Linked DNA regions of Homo sapiens: all the other regions are linked to region 2. A link is an interaction called in ENCODE POLR2A ChIA-PET data of the cell type or tissue named here. Cell type or tissue: GM12878. All regions are shown on one strand.

Region 1 (5,000 bases), 150 kb after region 2:
GACATACTGGTACTTTTATTCATTGAGTCAGTTCAATTCATTTGAGTGGTTTTTTGTTTTTCTTTTCCACATCTCATTAAATGGCCACACATGCTGCTCCAAAGAGCCACATACAGCTTTGGGTCACACAACTGTTGACCCCTGCTCCAGGCTATATTCTCTTTGCTTTTTTTCCTGCAGTAGGAATCTTGCTTCCCCCCAACTTTGGATGGACTCCTGGGGGAAACTATCCTCCTAGATAACAGGTAAGAAAATGAGTTTGGGGAAGGCAGGAGGGTGTTTGTTCAGCATTCAGCAGTACATGGCTCAAGAAGAAGTGGGAAAAACAGAAGACCACCTACCTTTGCTCTCAGAATGAGGCTCCTCTAACTCCTCAAATGGGTGCTGGGACAGGAAGGCCTGAGCTGACTCCAGCACAGAATAGATGTAGGGGCCCCGAGACTTGACTTCTTCCATAAAGGCCTATAAAGTTTAGCAATATGGTCAACAGGAAAGGAAAGTTTTTCAATCACTTTACATTCCATCCTGCAATTGACAACCTTTCTTCTTCTCAGTGTGTCTTGATTCTTTGGCATTATCAGGTATCTTTGAACTACCTAGACAAAAAGGCGTGCAATCCTCCTGATAGACAGAAAAATAACTCTGACACTGGAAGGTCTGTTTAGTATGAAATTTGTCTGTCTATGCCACAGGATAGAGAAAAATGTGGGGATCTTGGTTCTCCAGAAGACTCAGAAAGCTTCCTGTAAGGGTCTTATGGAAATCAAAACCAAGATAGGCAGGATTTATATTAAAATTATAATTAAATTTTTGGTTGAAATATATACGGGATACACAAACTAAAACTGTACATCTTGATGTAACCAGTACTGAGATCAAGAAACAGAACTCTATCAGCATCCCAGGTGGGCCCTCCTAGTCACTATCTCACCTTCATGCCCCACCCCTCCCTCCCCTCCCACAAAGGTGACCACAATTTTTACTTGTAAAATCACTGATTAGTTTTGCCTATTTTTAAACTTTGTATAAGTGGAATCATACAGTATATACTCTTTTTGTATCCGGCTTTTTTTCACTCAACATATTGTCTGTCTGTAAGATTCACCCATGCTGTGGCACGTGGTTATAGTTTATTTTATTGCTGTATTATATTTCATTCTGTAGTCATTTTAAGAAGTATTTTAACTACAGCAGTAATATATATCACAGAAATATTAGAAATTTCAGAAAGATATGAAGAAAATTAAGAACTCCAATTTTATTACCTAGAGTTAACCATTGTTAACATTTTGATATAGTTCCTTCCTATGCTGTTATATGTATGTAAACATCACACTCATCTATATACATTTTTATACAATTGAGATCCACTTGCACTTAGTTTTGTATCCTGTGTTTTTTCACTTAGCATTATGTTATGTTCATTTCCCCATGTTCCCATTAAAAATCATGGCAGTATTTTAAGGGAGGCTAGAATTTGATGGGAGGGGTAGAAAGAAAATATTTGACTTAGGCTGTGGCATGCTAGCCACAGACTAATAGGACTGCATACAGCCTCCTATTCATTTAGGTGTCTCAGCAGAGCTGGGTGTCTGTCAGGGTACTGAAGAAGGGATTCCTCCCCAGCTGAGAGGCTACACACCACGGCTTCTCTGATTCTAACCTACCGCATGTGTCTCCTTCTCCTGTTGCACCAGGGCCACATCCCCCTGTAGGGGCAGCTGAGCTGACAACTCCTCATCCTTTTGGCTGAGCCAGTCAATAATCTCTTGAAGAGGGAGCTGAAGCTTTCCACTGTGGTCTGAGAAGGCCTCTAGGCGAGCGCTGCACACAATGAGTAAAACCAGTGATGTTCAGTCTTCTTTTTAAGTGGCAAAACATTTTTTTTTCCAAACTAAGTTATATGGAACTTTAATATAGAAAACAAATTCAGGAGGAGCTTTTCTGGTTCAAGTGGGAGGAGGCCTGGAGTCCTCCCTCTTACCCACCCAAAGAGGGTCCCAAGGCACCTCCACATAGAGCACAGTACTAAAACCAGTAGGTAGAACCATGGGTGTGGAGGCATCCCAAACTTCAATGGCTTAAAATGTCACTTTGTGGATCTCAGTTACTTCAGTTGCATGCCAAACATCAGGCTGGGAAGGGTAGGAAACTGAACAAGGGCATTAGAGGTGACAGCTGTCTGGTTCCCCTCTTGCCCTGGTAGAATTCAAGTCATGCCAAACTGCTCAACCATAGAGGCTGTTCCGAACTGCCCTCTGAGCAGGAGAGGATTCAGTAAGTGGAAAGGGCAAGTTGGGTGGTTGAGTATAGGCATGCACATGTGCAAGGATGCATACGAATATAACAGTCCTTGGGACCCAAAGGAACATTGGCTAGAGGTCTGAGATATGGAAACAGAAAAATCTGTACTGTATAATTATCTCTGTCTGCCCTCCTACCCCGCTGCCCTCCAAATGAACCATGGTAGGAAGCTGGAGGCTGGCCAAGGATATGTGCAGCCATCAAGCCATTCCCCTTGGCTGACAATAATAACTATCTTTATTCATTGCCCCCCCCTCACCACCACCTAGGCCAAGATCTTTACCTAAATTATTGCTTCAACTAATTCTTACAAAAACCTTATTAAGTAGGCATTCCTATTGCCCAGAAAGGGTAAGTAGGTTCCCAAAGGTCACACAGTTAAGTCATTGATAGAGCGATGATTTGAACTCAGGTTTACCTGACTCCAAAGCCTGCATTCTTTCAACTTATCCACAATGCCTCACCCCTAACAAAGCCCATCAGAAGCCAGAAGCTTGGACTTTGATGATAGAGGGTGGAGAAAAAAAGTGGCAGGCATGCACAGACAGCTAGGGAAAGCCGATCAACTGAGAAAAAAATTGACTTCAGGCTCTTACAGAGCTACCCTTAGTTTGGGGAGAAATAGGTGGGCTGAAAACTTATGGATAGAACGTAAAAGGATGGGGAAGTGAACAGATGAGACCTACCAAGATATAGGACAGCTATGAGAGGAAGAGGAGAAGGGAGCAATCATCCCCTTCATTTATACCTCGGCATTTTTAAGTTTAGAAAGCATTTCCACATCTGATTTGAATTCCTATGACCACACTGTGAGGTAGTTAGAACAGGTATTATTCCTCCACTCATTTTTTGTCCTTATAAAAAACAAATGGAAGCTAACATTTCGAGAACTCAAACAAAGTATTCAGGGTGACACAACTACTTAAAACTGAGGCTCAGATCCAAGTCTCCTGACTTCTAAAGCAAGGCTGTTTCCCCAGTGCCAGTGTAGGAAAGGGAGAAGTGGGTGGGCTAAGGAAAGGGGGATGCACAGGCTGAGAGGAGAAGGACAGGGTGCAGCAGCAAAAGGAGCCCAACACCATCTAAGCCAATTCCCTAAGGCACCTGTTTCTTACCGGAGGTTGTGAGACTTCTTTTTTATTTCATTCCAACACAGATTCATGGCTGGTGGTTCCAGGGGTCCAGAGGCACCAACAGACCCGTTCAACAGCTTTAGGCTTAGGCAGGGAACCCCAGCACCATCTTGAGGAGGTGCAGGGCTGGTGACAGCAGCTCTAACCTGGACAGAAACACAAACATCCTGTGATCCTTGGATTGTGCCACACCCTGGTCTGCACCAAGCCAAGGGTGAGACAAGTGTGAACAAGGGGAGAGAAGGGTTGCTGCCAGGGTTCAGAAATGCTATTCTCTGTGTGTTCAGGGACTGAGATGAAGAAAGACCCTGTGGTCCTGTTCATTGCCAAGTCTTCTCTTGGTACAGGTCAGTTACATAGAACTGCTGCCTACTATTATTGTTACTCATGATTATAAATTTTGGACCTAGGGAAAGGTTAACATTCCCAAGCTGGGCCCCCACTCCTCAGGACCACTGCCCAGATGGGGTCTTGGAAGTACCTGCATTAGGTAAGAAGCTGCACAGAATTGCCCAAATTATGGGCAACCATACCATTGCAGGTAAGCTGTTGGCTCATACTTCAGGGTCCTACAGTTTACCCAACCTTCTAGAAAAGCAAGCTGAGGAGTTTCTCCATAAAGATTTATAGAGGGAGTAGACTGGCAAGAGAGAACTATCAGTGGTCCACGTCTTACTTCCCATATGAAACTTGGCTTTGATGTGTCCACCACAGTCAGGAAGCCTGGACACAGTCTTCAAGAGAACTGCTCATAAAGATGAGCAGAGGACTCTGACCAGAGTTGATGGCCAAGAGGACAAGCCATGGAGCCTGCCAAAGTCTAGTCTTGAGCCCTCAGGCACACAGTCTATTGCTTGCTCTCCTGGGCACTGGTAAGGCCCTATGGGGGTAATTGTGGGGTTTGGGGGAATGGTGGTTATCCCGGATAGCCCTAAGGAAGGTAGCTACCTATAGAACAGTGTCAGAACTGCCCAGCCAGGGGGCAGGAGCAGGCAGAGGGAAGGGGAATTGGAGGAGGAAATCAGCCTGGGCTGCTCTACCCCAGACTAGGGAGACCCACACCTGCCTACCTGCTTGTCTACATGCTTGCCTTCATTTGCAAAGAAAATGGCCCTGCTAGTCAGTGGCCAAGACTCTTGTAGTCTCCCCTTGCCCCCAACCATACTTCTTTCCCACACAAGACTCTCCAGGCAATTTAGGAAACCAATCATCCCATTAAAACCATAGCTCACAGCCACACCGAGAAAGGGAAGTGAGGAAGCAGTCAAGCTATGGGAAAAGCTCAGCACTCAGCCAGCCTGCAGCCCCAGGAGCTGATCCTACCTGTGCTGCCTGGGGAGTCCATAGCAGGATCCGGCAGCTCCATGATCATCCCTCACCAGGAATCCAGACCTAGTGTCTGGTGAGCCACAAACAGGCAGAATCCTGACAGGCTCTGAGCAAGCCCTCTCAGGGAGGCAGGAGGGGCTGAGCCAGGCCAGGAGGCAGGGGTCACCCTGTTTGTTTACTGACCCCCCAGGAATCTGGAGGGGGCGGCTATGTCAGGGCCTGGCTGGTGAATCA
Region 2 (5,000 bases):
GCTCTCTTATCAAATTTCAATAATACAGTATTATTAACTATGGTCACTATATTGCACATTAGATCCCCAGAGCTTATACATCCTATAAGTGAAAGTTTGTACACCAATGCTGACACCGAGGTGGGAGGATCGCTTGAGCTGTTCTCTGTTTTGGACATGCTCCTGCTCATTAATTTCCCCTAAGACGAGGCACTCAGAACTGAATGCAGGACTCTAGGTGTGGTCTGGCTTTGCAGAGTAAGTGGCATGTTACCTTCCTCTGTCTAGATATTTTACTTCCATAAGGAAGCCTCAATGTCACCTTGGCTTTTCTGGAAGCCATGTTAACTGATGACATGCCTTTTGATTACTATCAGCAAAAACCCCTGAACCATTTTCACAAATGCTACTGCTACTCCACTTTCTCCTGGAGTCATTTGAAGTTCAAATTTGGGGCCCAATTATGAGACATCACCTTTAGCCCTGGTAAAATACACTTTGTGGAATTTGGCTTCTCACACCAGGTGATCAAGATCTTTTTGGGAACTAATTGCCCTCTTCTGTCATCCAGTCTAGCACACAAAGCCTTGCACCATTCATAGACTAACCGGGCTACTTTTTATATTTTCCTCAAAGATGATCAATAAAAATGCTGAACAGGATAGCACCAAGAATAGAACCTTATATTGCATTGGGAATCTCTTCAGGTGACACTCAGCTGTTTATTTGCACTATCTGAGTACAGTCTTTCTGTCAGTATGGATGAGTGTGCTAGGGGAGTGGTCGTGGGCAGAGGGTGAAGAAAAGCCTACGTCTACTTGCTCTTTTCCCTTGTGCTCCTCTCTCTCTCTTGTTTAGCTCTCCCATTGGATGCCTATCACCTCCCAGTCCCCACCCCAAGATGGATCTTGAGAAAGGACAGGGCATGTGACAACAAGTGGCATAAGACTGAAGAAAAGAGCCTGGGCACGGTGGCTCACGCATGTAATCCCAGCACTTTGGGAAGCTGAGGCGGGTGGATCACGAGGTCAGGAGATCGAGACCATCCTGGCTAACATGGTGAAACCCCGTCTCTACTAAAAATACAAAAAATTAGCCAGGCGTGGTGGCAGGCACCTGTAGTCCCAACTACTCAGGAGACTGAGGCAGGACAATGGCGTGAACCCGGGAGGTGGAGCTTGCAGTGAGCCGAGATCATGCCACTGCACTCCAGCCTGGGCGACAGGGCAAGACTCCGTCTCAAAAAAAAAAAAAACTGAAGAAAAGAGGAGGGAAGATGAATGCCTGTGGCCAACCCTCAGGCAGGTGAGTGGAACAGCTATTGGGGGTGACTAGCGAAAGGATAGACGTTGTCAATAAAGTAAGGCAATCATACAACACATGCTGTCCATCTGTCTTGTGCAAATGTGAGTATCAACCACTCTATCATCAGTCTACAAATACTTTAAATGTTTTTATTTAAAGTCCTGTTGATGGCTGGGAGAGGTGGCTCACTCCTGTAATCCCTGCATTTTGGGAGGCCAAGGCAGGAGTATCGCTTGAGCCCAGGAGTTTGAGACCAGCCTGGGCAACATAGTGAAACCCCATCTCTACAAAAAGTAGAAAAATTAGCCCAGCACAGTGATGTGTGCCTATAGTCCCAGGTACTAGGGTGACTGAGGTGAGAGGATCACTTGAGCCCAGGAGGTGGAGGCTGCAGTGAGCCATGATCACGCCACTGCACTCCAACCTGGGCTTCAGAGCAAGACCCTGTCTCAAAAAAAAAAAAAAAAAAAAAAGGTCCCAGGGCCTGTTGGGGCTTGGGGGTGAGGGGAGGGATCTTAGAGGATGGGTCAATAGGTGCAGCAAATCACCATGTCACACATATACCTATGTAACAAACTTGCACCTTCTGCACATATACCCCATTTTTTTTGTTTGCTTGTTTGTTTGTTTTTTAGACAAAATAAAGAAAAAAAAATAAGGTCCTGTTGACTTAAAACTTCGGATGAAATTGTAGTGGGACCTGTGATCTGTTTCTACATTAGGATACAGTGCCTTGGGGCAAGGAAATATGGCAGTGCCCGAGGTGTCAAGGTGGGCAGGCAGATCAGTCAGCAGGGGCTCCACCATCATGGTCTGCATTCAATACTGGCTGCATTTCCTAGGAGAATCCCTGGGGGAATCATTGCAGTTGGAGCATAATGTAGGGGGCCCCTGAGAAAACCTCCAGGCTTCAAGTGACATACCTAGTCTGCTTTACCGGTTTACAGGACTCAAGAGAAAGGTGGACATTGAGAGTTAATCCCTGAGGCCAAATCTTAAATGGAGAAAGTCAACATCCACAGAAAATGGGGAAGGGCACAAGTATTTCTGTGGGCTTATATTCCGACATTTTTATCTGTAGGGGAAAAATGCTTTCTTAGAAAATGACTCAGCACGGGGAAGTCTTGTCTCTACCTCTGTCTTGTTTTGTCCTTTGGGGTCCCTTCACTATCAAGTTCAACTGTGTGTCCCTGAGACTCCTCTGCCCCGGAGGACAGGAGACTCGAAAAACGCTCTTCCTGGCCAGTCTCTTTGCTCTGTGTCTGCCAGCCCCCAGCATCTCTCCTCTTTCCTGTAAGCCCCTCTCCCTGTGCTGACTGTCTTCATAGTACTTTAGGTATGTTGTCCCTTTACCTCTGGGAGGATAGCTTGATGACCTGTCTGCTCAGGCCAGCCCCATCTAGAGTCTCAGTGGCCCCAGTCATGTTGAGAAAGGTTCTTTCAAAGATAGACTCAAGATAGTAGTGTCAGAGGTCCCAAGCAAATGAAGGGCGGGGACAGTTGAGGGGGTGGAATAGGGACGGCAGCAGGGAACCAGATAGCATGCTGCTGAGAAGAAAAAAAGACATTGGTTTAGGTCAGGAAGCAAAAAAAGGGAACTGAGTGGCTGTGAAAGGGTGGGGTTTGCTCAGACTGTCCTTCCTCTCTGGACTGTAAGAATATGTCTCCAGGGCCAGTGTCTGCTGCGATCGAGTCCCACCTTCCAAGTCCTGGCATCTCAATGCATCTGGGAAGCTACCTGCATTAAGTCAGGACTGAGGTGGGTCTGGGGTATGGCAGGGGCTGGGCAGCAGCAGCAATGTACCTTGCTTGGGACCCCTAAAAACCAGAGAGACAGCATGGCTGGTGCCATTTATCAGCTAGTGGAGGAGGCTGACGGAGGGTGGGAGTGTCATCAGCACAAGGCCCTGGCAGTCCCTTCTGGTGATTAGAGAGGCCGAAAGGGTCCTTTCCGACAAGGGCTGAGGGTGGGCGGAACAGGAAGAGAAAAATGTGACATGAGGTGACCATCCGAACAGGTAGCAAATGTTAGAAAGGGGTACCTCTGGCAAACTTAGTGGAAAAGTAATATTGCAGGGAGCAGTCAGATAAAAACAAGCCCTTCTGTCAAATAGTGCTTGAAGACTCAATAGGGATACATGGGTCAATGAAGCCTTTAGAAAAAGAAATACTAAGAGGCAGATTCTCTGAGAACATGGTAAAAGCTCACGCTCCACGTTATGAAGTTGACCTTTGTGAGCTAGGGAAAGGCCTGGCTAGGCCAGGGTGTAGGCTACCTGCCTTGAGCTGTACCAGGCCAAATGTCGCCAGGGTCAGAGCTGGCTTATTAAAGGACTGTGTGGAAGCTGTGCCAACCTCGTGGTAACAATGGGTAAAAGACTGGGCCAGGAGAAAGCAGCCTCTGCCTCAGCCCAGACAGTGCGGCCAACCCTTGAGGTTGTGGCAAAGGTTTCTCCTCTTACCATTGCCCTCCATGTGCATGGCTTGCTTTTCTCTTGTCTTCATTATTTCTCCTTTCCTTTCCTCCTCTCCAACCTCCTCCTCTTCCCACTCATCCTCTTTTCTCTACCTATATCCCCTCTTCATTATACCCTCCTCTGTTCTGTTGATTACCAGACCCTGACATACAGTTAGCACTTAACAAATAATTGCCGAATTGCATTGACTTTTTCTTGCTCCTTTCTTCCCCCGCTCTTTTCCCTTTTCCTTTCCCTTTCCATTTCCTCCTCCCTGCCTGCCTAGCACCTTCCCCATAAGGTGGTTGTGAGCAGTAAATGTGCAAATACATGTAAAGCTTTTAAAACAGGGCCTGGCAATAGTAAGTGCTGGATCTCAGTATTTGCTATAATTTTTACTCTGCCTCAGACCTGCCAATGTCCCCCAGAGGGCCTACCTAGAGCAAATAATATGACATTTAGAATAAAAGTGATTGGTGACCCCAATCAAGACATCCTTGGATAAGTTGCCCAGACTCCAGCCTCTCTGGAGCCTCAGTTATTTGATAAAATAATGTCACTTTCCAAATAAGCCACAAAATGCAAATACTCATGGCAACCTAAAGCATTATACCCAAACAGTGTCCCTTAGGGCTTGTCCTGTCTATTCTGACTCCTTTTATATTCAAACTATTTAAACTGCTTGCTTGTGTTGAAGTCCAAATTTCCATTGCGTATGGCTATTGATATTTTTGTTTGGAATTTTTTTTTTTTTTTTTTGACACGGAGTTTCACTCTTGCTGCCCAGGCTGGAGTGCAATGGCACGATCTCGGGATCTCAGCTCACCGCAACCTCCGCCTCCCGGGTTCAAACAATTCTCCTGCCTCAGCCTCCCAAGTAGCTGGGATTACAGGCATGTGCCACCACGCCCAGCTAATTTTGTATTTCTAGTAGAGACGGGGTTTCTCCATGTTGGTCAGGCTGGTCTCGAACTCCCAACCTCAGGTGATCTGCCTGCTTGGGCCTCCCAAAGTGCTAGGATTACAGGCGTGAGCCACCGCACCCACCCTGGAATTCTTTGTAAACTCCTTATGGTGCGAACTAATGTAACTTTCCATCCAGTTATGGGGGATTGGTGCAATTTTAAATTATCACTATGATTTGCTATTTCCATTTGAGCAAATTTCCTATAGAGTTTCCTTTCAGTGGACTAGACCCATATCAGGAAGTGACTTAGGTATAAAGGGAAGATACAGCTTTCGAAAACCAAAGTTTGGGCG
Region 3 (5,000 bases), 210 kb before region 2:
GGGCCGTTTATGGGGCAGGGGTTTCCAGGAGAATCTCTCTGTTTCCATTTCTGATAAAGAGGGACATGAATGAGAAGAGCATCTGGGCACCGACTAACTCCCCCGCCAAGACTGGCTTTTCAGACAAACCCATCAGCGGTTTCAAAACCTGAACCTTAGCACATCCACTTCCCTCTGATATCAAAGGAAACTTCAAGTCTGAAGCGGACTTGGCAAGCATGTTATTAATAACTGTCATGCTTATTAACAAATTTAATCCGGCCTGCTGCAGAAATGAGTTGCAGCAACGTGACACAGTCTCCCGACACACTTCATTGATGTACATCTTAATCTGGCCCTGACTTTCAATACTCGCATTTAAGTTATCCGGGGCACACAAAGCCTCTCTAACAGTGGGGTCTGGAGTGGGGCTCGTGTTTCTAGCCATTGAGAGGCTGGCCAAATGGCTATTGATATCCTGGCTAAATGGAAAGCCCGCATCCTTGGGCTCGGCAAACAACAGTTTTCCCTGAATGAAAAGACACTTGGAGAGGTCTAGAACACAACTGCCATTTTTAAAGTTTTGAGCATACCCAGAAATTTTTTTATTTTCATTGGGGGAATAGGTCATTCATTTTTATTTCGATGGTTTGCTTTTGGAGAGGCTGAGAGTTCTTACTGCCCATGATTATTGTCAGACTGATCCCCAGGGCTTGGCTTATCCTCAGTTCTTGACTGAAGATCATGGACCTTGCCTGTCTTCCCCACTGTCTGCAGCTCCCACGCTCTTTTTGTTTTTCTTGCTTGGTTGTGCCTTCTTCTGATAAGTGGATGAACACTGTGTCAACTTGTAGACCAGACTTCCATATCTTCTTTCACAAATTCGTCAGTCTGAGTATATCCCACATCTAATGCAAGTCACAGATGGGCATCACTCTTTAAAAGGTGCTCTAGTTGTGGCATTCTAGGAAGGAGATTGTTAGACATTCTTTTCCTGGACACAATCAATCTAATTGCCATCCAACATGGACCTAGCAGCAATGCAAACACATAAAGCTTTCAGATGAGTCTCCCCAAAGAGACATGTCAATGCACAGGATACAAGGGTATCAGTATCTCTATTTCCGGATTGAAGGTCTTAATTTTCAAATGTTCCTCCTCTGGGGTTTAACCTCCCTCAAGCTCATTTCCACTATTTTCCCACAGGTGCAGCATTTATCTTTTTCCAGCACCAATATAAGAGGAGAAAAAAACAAAGGCTGTGAGAGGGAGAAGCTGAATTGCCTCTGGACTCTGTAGTCTGCCTCGGACGCCTCGTTTCCACCCCTTATCTCCAGCATATCACACTCTGTGGAGCAATTTCTTTCCTCCCTTACTTAGATTATTGTCTACAGGTAGACAGAGAAAAGAGGATAGAGATTGGTAAATGCATTGACACATAAGTTTCAGGTGCATCCACTCCAGAGTGAGGAATATAACTTTCCAGAGTCTCCCATTTAGGTCTCAGGCACACCCATCTTCCCCACCCTGGCCTCCTGCCACTTTATTCCTCGCCCTTCTCCTATGAATGCCCACTTTTCTGATCTACCTCACCTCACTCCCCTTTCTGTGCTATAGATTTTGACACTGCTTTCCCAGAGCCATAAAGGATTGGGATTAAGGGTTTTCCGAAAACAGGACAGGAGTAGAAGGGCAAGTTCTAGTTTAGCACTTGTGTGTACCACCCTCTTGTGACAGGTTCTGGCTCCACATATCCTTGAAGGAATACATTCTTTCTTCAGTCTCTGCCAGATAACCTGTAATTTTCTTCTTCCTTTTTCTTGGGTTGCACTGCCCCCTACAGACAGACAAACAAACCAATATCTATCAGTAGGGTGGGTGAACACAGTGCTGGGTGATAGGCCACAGTTCCTTTTACTGATTCTGGACTCTGTCAAACATTTCTCACCTCTCACTCTCGGTTCCGCAACACCAACTCTCCCCCGATCCTATGCACCATTTAGAGAACTAAAATAAGCTGGTGGGTGGGGCGAGAGTGTAGGGGAAGATGACTCTGTCCCAATCTTGACCCTAAGACTTCCCAGGCAATCCTCATTCTCACACCACCCTGCACATAACCAGAGCAGTTTCTTCTTTCTTCACTCATCTACAAACGTGCCTCTCTGAGGTCAACAGCAGAGAGCTGATGGCTGGATCAAAAAGATTTGACTTTCCCACAGATCTTGGTCACCTGAGATATATGTCACTAATGAGCCATGGTTGCCACCAGTAGTGATGCAAGAGTGTGCCTGCCTCTCTCTCTTCCCCCCAGCACACCAGACCTGTTACTCATTTTTTTTTCTTCACCAATCCTGGAATCCAAAAGAAAGTGCATTACCATTTTGTTGGAATTTGTTTTTCTCTGATTTCCAGAGACAAAACTTATTCTGATACTTTCTTATCTTCTCCTGGAGCAACTGTTTCTTTGTATTTATACTTCTTTATCTTCATCCTAGAATACTGGGCAACAGCACGTCTTTTTACTTCCCCTCCCCTCAGCAACTAATATCCATCATCTTGCTTAGACCCATGAAAAAAGCAGATTTCATAAAACAAGGCATGGAGAGATAAATATGTTTAATTACATTTTTCTTGCCTCTGCTCACTTTTCTTGGAAATAATGACTTTTTAAAAAGATTTTTTATGCCTTTTGTACGTATAAGGAGTTTTCTGGAGTGATACTTGCTAGAATGACACCACTGGTTATTTCTGAGAATAGTATTTAAGGCAATACACAGTCTAGCTGAAGTGTCAAGTGTTAAGTTCAGTGGGACATGGAAATTAACAGAGCGGTCTCTTGGACAAGACCACCTAGTTTTCCCAACAGGCCCCCATGAGATAGAATTTGCCTTGCTGAGTTCACTATACTCCAGGCTCTACCCCCTAATTTTGTTTTCAGAGTAAAACTGTGCACAATTTATGACATTACACCCAAGAGAAATGCATGCATATATTTACCAAACGACATGTATAAAAATGTTCATAGCAGCACTATTCATAATAGTCCCAAGCTGGAAACAATCTAAATATCCGTCATTAATAGAATGGATACATAAAATATAGTACATACATAAATAGCAATGAATACTCTACATGCAACAGTATGGATTACTCTCACAGATGTTAGCAAAAAATTAGACACAAAATAATATATACTGTATGATTCTGCTTACCTAAAGTTTTTTAAAATTCAAAACTATCTATGTTTTTAGAAGTCAGAATAGTGGTTACACTTAGGATGCATTAGTGACTAGATGGGGACTTGGAGGGAACTTCCAGTGTGTGGTTCATGTTTATTTCTTGCTCACTTTGTGAAAATGTATTGAGCTGATCACTTGTGCACTTTTCTGTATATACAGTATACTTCAACAAAAGTTTACTTAAAGATCTCAATGGTGAGTTAGAAAAATGAGAGGTGGAGTGGCCAAGATGGCCAATTAGAAGCAGCTAGGGTGGATGGCTCTCATGGAGAGGAACAGAAGGGGTGAGTAAATACAGCACCTTCAACTGAAATGTCCATGTACTTGCATTGGGACTAATCAAGGAAACAACTTGACTTACGAAGAACAAAGAAAAGCAAAGCGGGATGATGGCCCACCCAGGAGCGACACGAAGCCAAGGGAAGTTCCACCTCCTAGGGAAGCAGTGAGTGAATGTACAACCCCAGAAACCCACGCCTCTCCCACTGATCTTTGCGACCCTTGGGTCAGAAGATCCCCTCATGAAACCACTCCACCAAGGCCTTCAGTCTGACACACAGAGCTATGCAGGGTCTTGGCAGAGCAGCCATTCAGACACACGTGGAGACCAGGGAGCTTTAAATACTCTGGCTCTGGGCTTCCCAGCAAAAGTAACTGCAACTCCAGCAAAGTAGGTTAGAACTCCTACTACCCCTAGGAAAGAGGCTGAAACCAGGGGGCCAAGCAGGGATGGTCTGCAGGCCCCATGTCCACGGCACTTCACAGGATAAAACCCACTGGCTTGGAATTCCAGCCAGCCACCAGTAGCAGTGTGGCACCTACCTGGGATGGAGCACCCACGGGGAGGGGCGGGCCTCCATCTTTGTCATTTGGGTGACTTAGCCATTCCAGCCTGTGGGCTCTGGAGAGTCCAAACTGACCAGGGGCAGAAGGGATCCCCCAGCACAGCACAGCTGCTCTATCAAAACATGGCCAGACTGTTTCTTTTCCCCAATCCCTTCCTCCTCACTGTGGGGGGACCTCCCAACTGGGGCGTTCAGCAACCCCTGCTGGTGTTCTCTGGCCAAAAAAGATTTGAAAACTCCCTGGGACAAAACTCCCAAAGGGAGGGGTGGGCCACCATCTTTGTTGTTGGACATCTTAGCAGTTCTAGCCTTCAAGCTTTGGTGTGTCTGAGGCTACCAGGGGCAGAAGTGGTGCCCCAGCACAGCACAACAGCCCCCGAAAACATGGCCAGACTGCTTTTTTAAGTGAGTCCCCAAACTTGTTCTATATCACCAGGTAGAGCCACCCAACCAGGGTCTTCGGCTACACCCACCAGTGTTCTCTGTCTGACAGAGGTTTCAGGTCTCCCTGGGACAGAGCTCCCAAGACGAAAGGAAGGCCACCATCTTTGCTGTTCAGGTGACTCAGCCATTCCAGCCTTCAGCCTTAAGAGGTGACCAGGGGCTGAAGTGTGCCCCCAGCCCAGCACAGCTGCTCAACAAAAACATGGCCGGACTATATTTTTAAGCAGGTCCCCAATTCCATTCCTCCTGAATGGAAGAGACCGCCCATCCGGGGTCACCAGCCACCTCCTACAGGTGCATTTGGGCCAGCAACAGGTCTGTACCTCCCTGGGATGGAGCTCTCTGATAAAGGAGCAGGCTTCCACCTTTGCTGTTTCACAACCTTCACTGGTGATAGCTTCAGGTACTGGAAAATCTGAGGTGACTAGGGACTGGAGTGGGCCCCCAGCATACTGCAGCAGCCCTACAGAAAAGTGGCCAGACTGTTAAAAGA

The links. ChIA-PET counts read pairs that join two places held together with the same protein. Peaks named below come from ENCODE experiments on the same cell type or tissue, not always from the same donor. Only the 100,000 strongest peaks of a DNase experiment are listed, where the experiment ranks them.
Region 1: POLR2A ChIA-PET joins it to region 2 with 5 read pairs; 2 of 35 experiments call an interaction of 5 or more read pairs at or near these places.
Region 3: POLR2A ChIA-PET joins it to region 2 with 5 read pairs; 4 of 35 experiments call an interaction of 5 or more read pairs at or near these places.

Annotation. Positions count from the first base shown.
Region 1 is chrX:101,234,443-101,239,442 of GRCh38, reverse strand. It overlaps DRP2 (dystrophin related protein 2), which reads right to left. Exons shown (of 24, transcript NM_001939.3): 4 at 3,420-3,583; 5 at 1,668-1,824; 6 at 342-462. Among named protein-coding and RNA genes, the nearest start is that of DRP2, 17 kb to the right of the region's middle. In GM12878, no CTCF peak of the experiment used is centred here; no DNase peak of the experiment used is centred here.
Region 2 is chrX:101,384,105-101,389,104 of GRCh38, reverse strand. It overlaps BTK (Bruton tyrosine kinase), which reads left to right and starts at 2,914. Exons shown (of 19, transcript NM_000061.3): 1 at 2,914-3,043. RefSeq lists an enhancer at 3,428-3,647. In GM12878, no CTCF peak of the experiment used is centred here; a DNase peak (open chromatin) is centred at 2,834; H3K4me3 peaks cover 2,720 bases; H3K27ac peaks cover 2,833 bases.
Region 3 is chrX:101,593,079-101,598,078 of GRCh38, reverse strand. It overlaps the pseudogene ARMCX7P. Among named protein-coding and RNA genes, the nearest start is that of ARMCX6, 22 kb to the left of the region's middle. In GM12878, a CTCF peak has its summit at 1,804 (motif pointing left); a DNase peak (open chromatin) is centred at 1,878.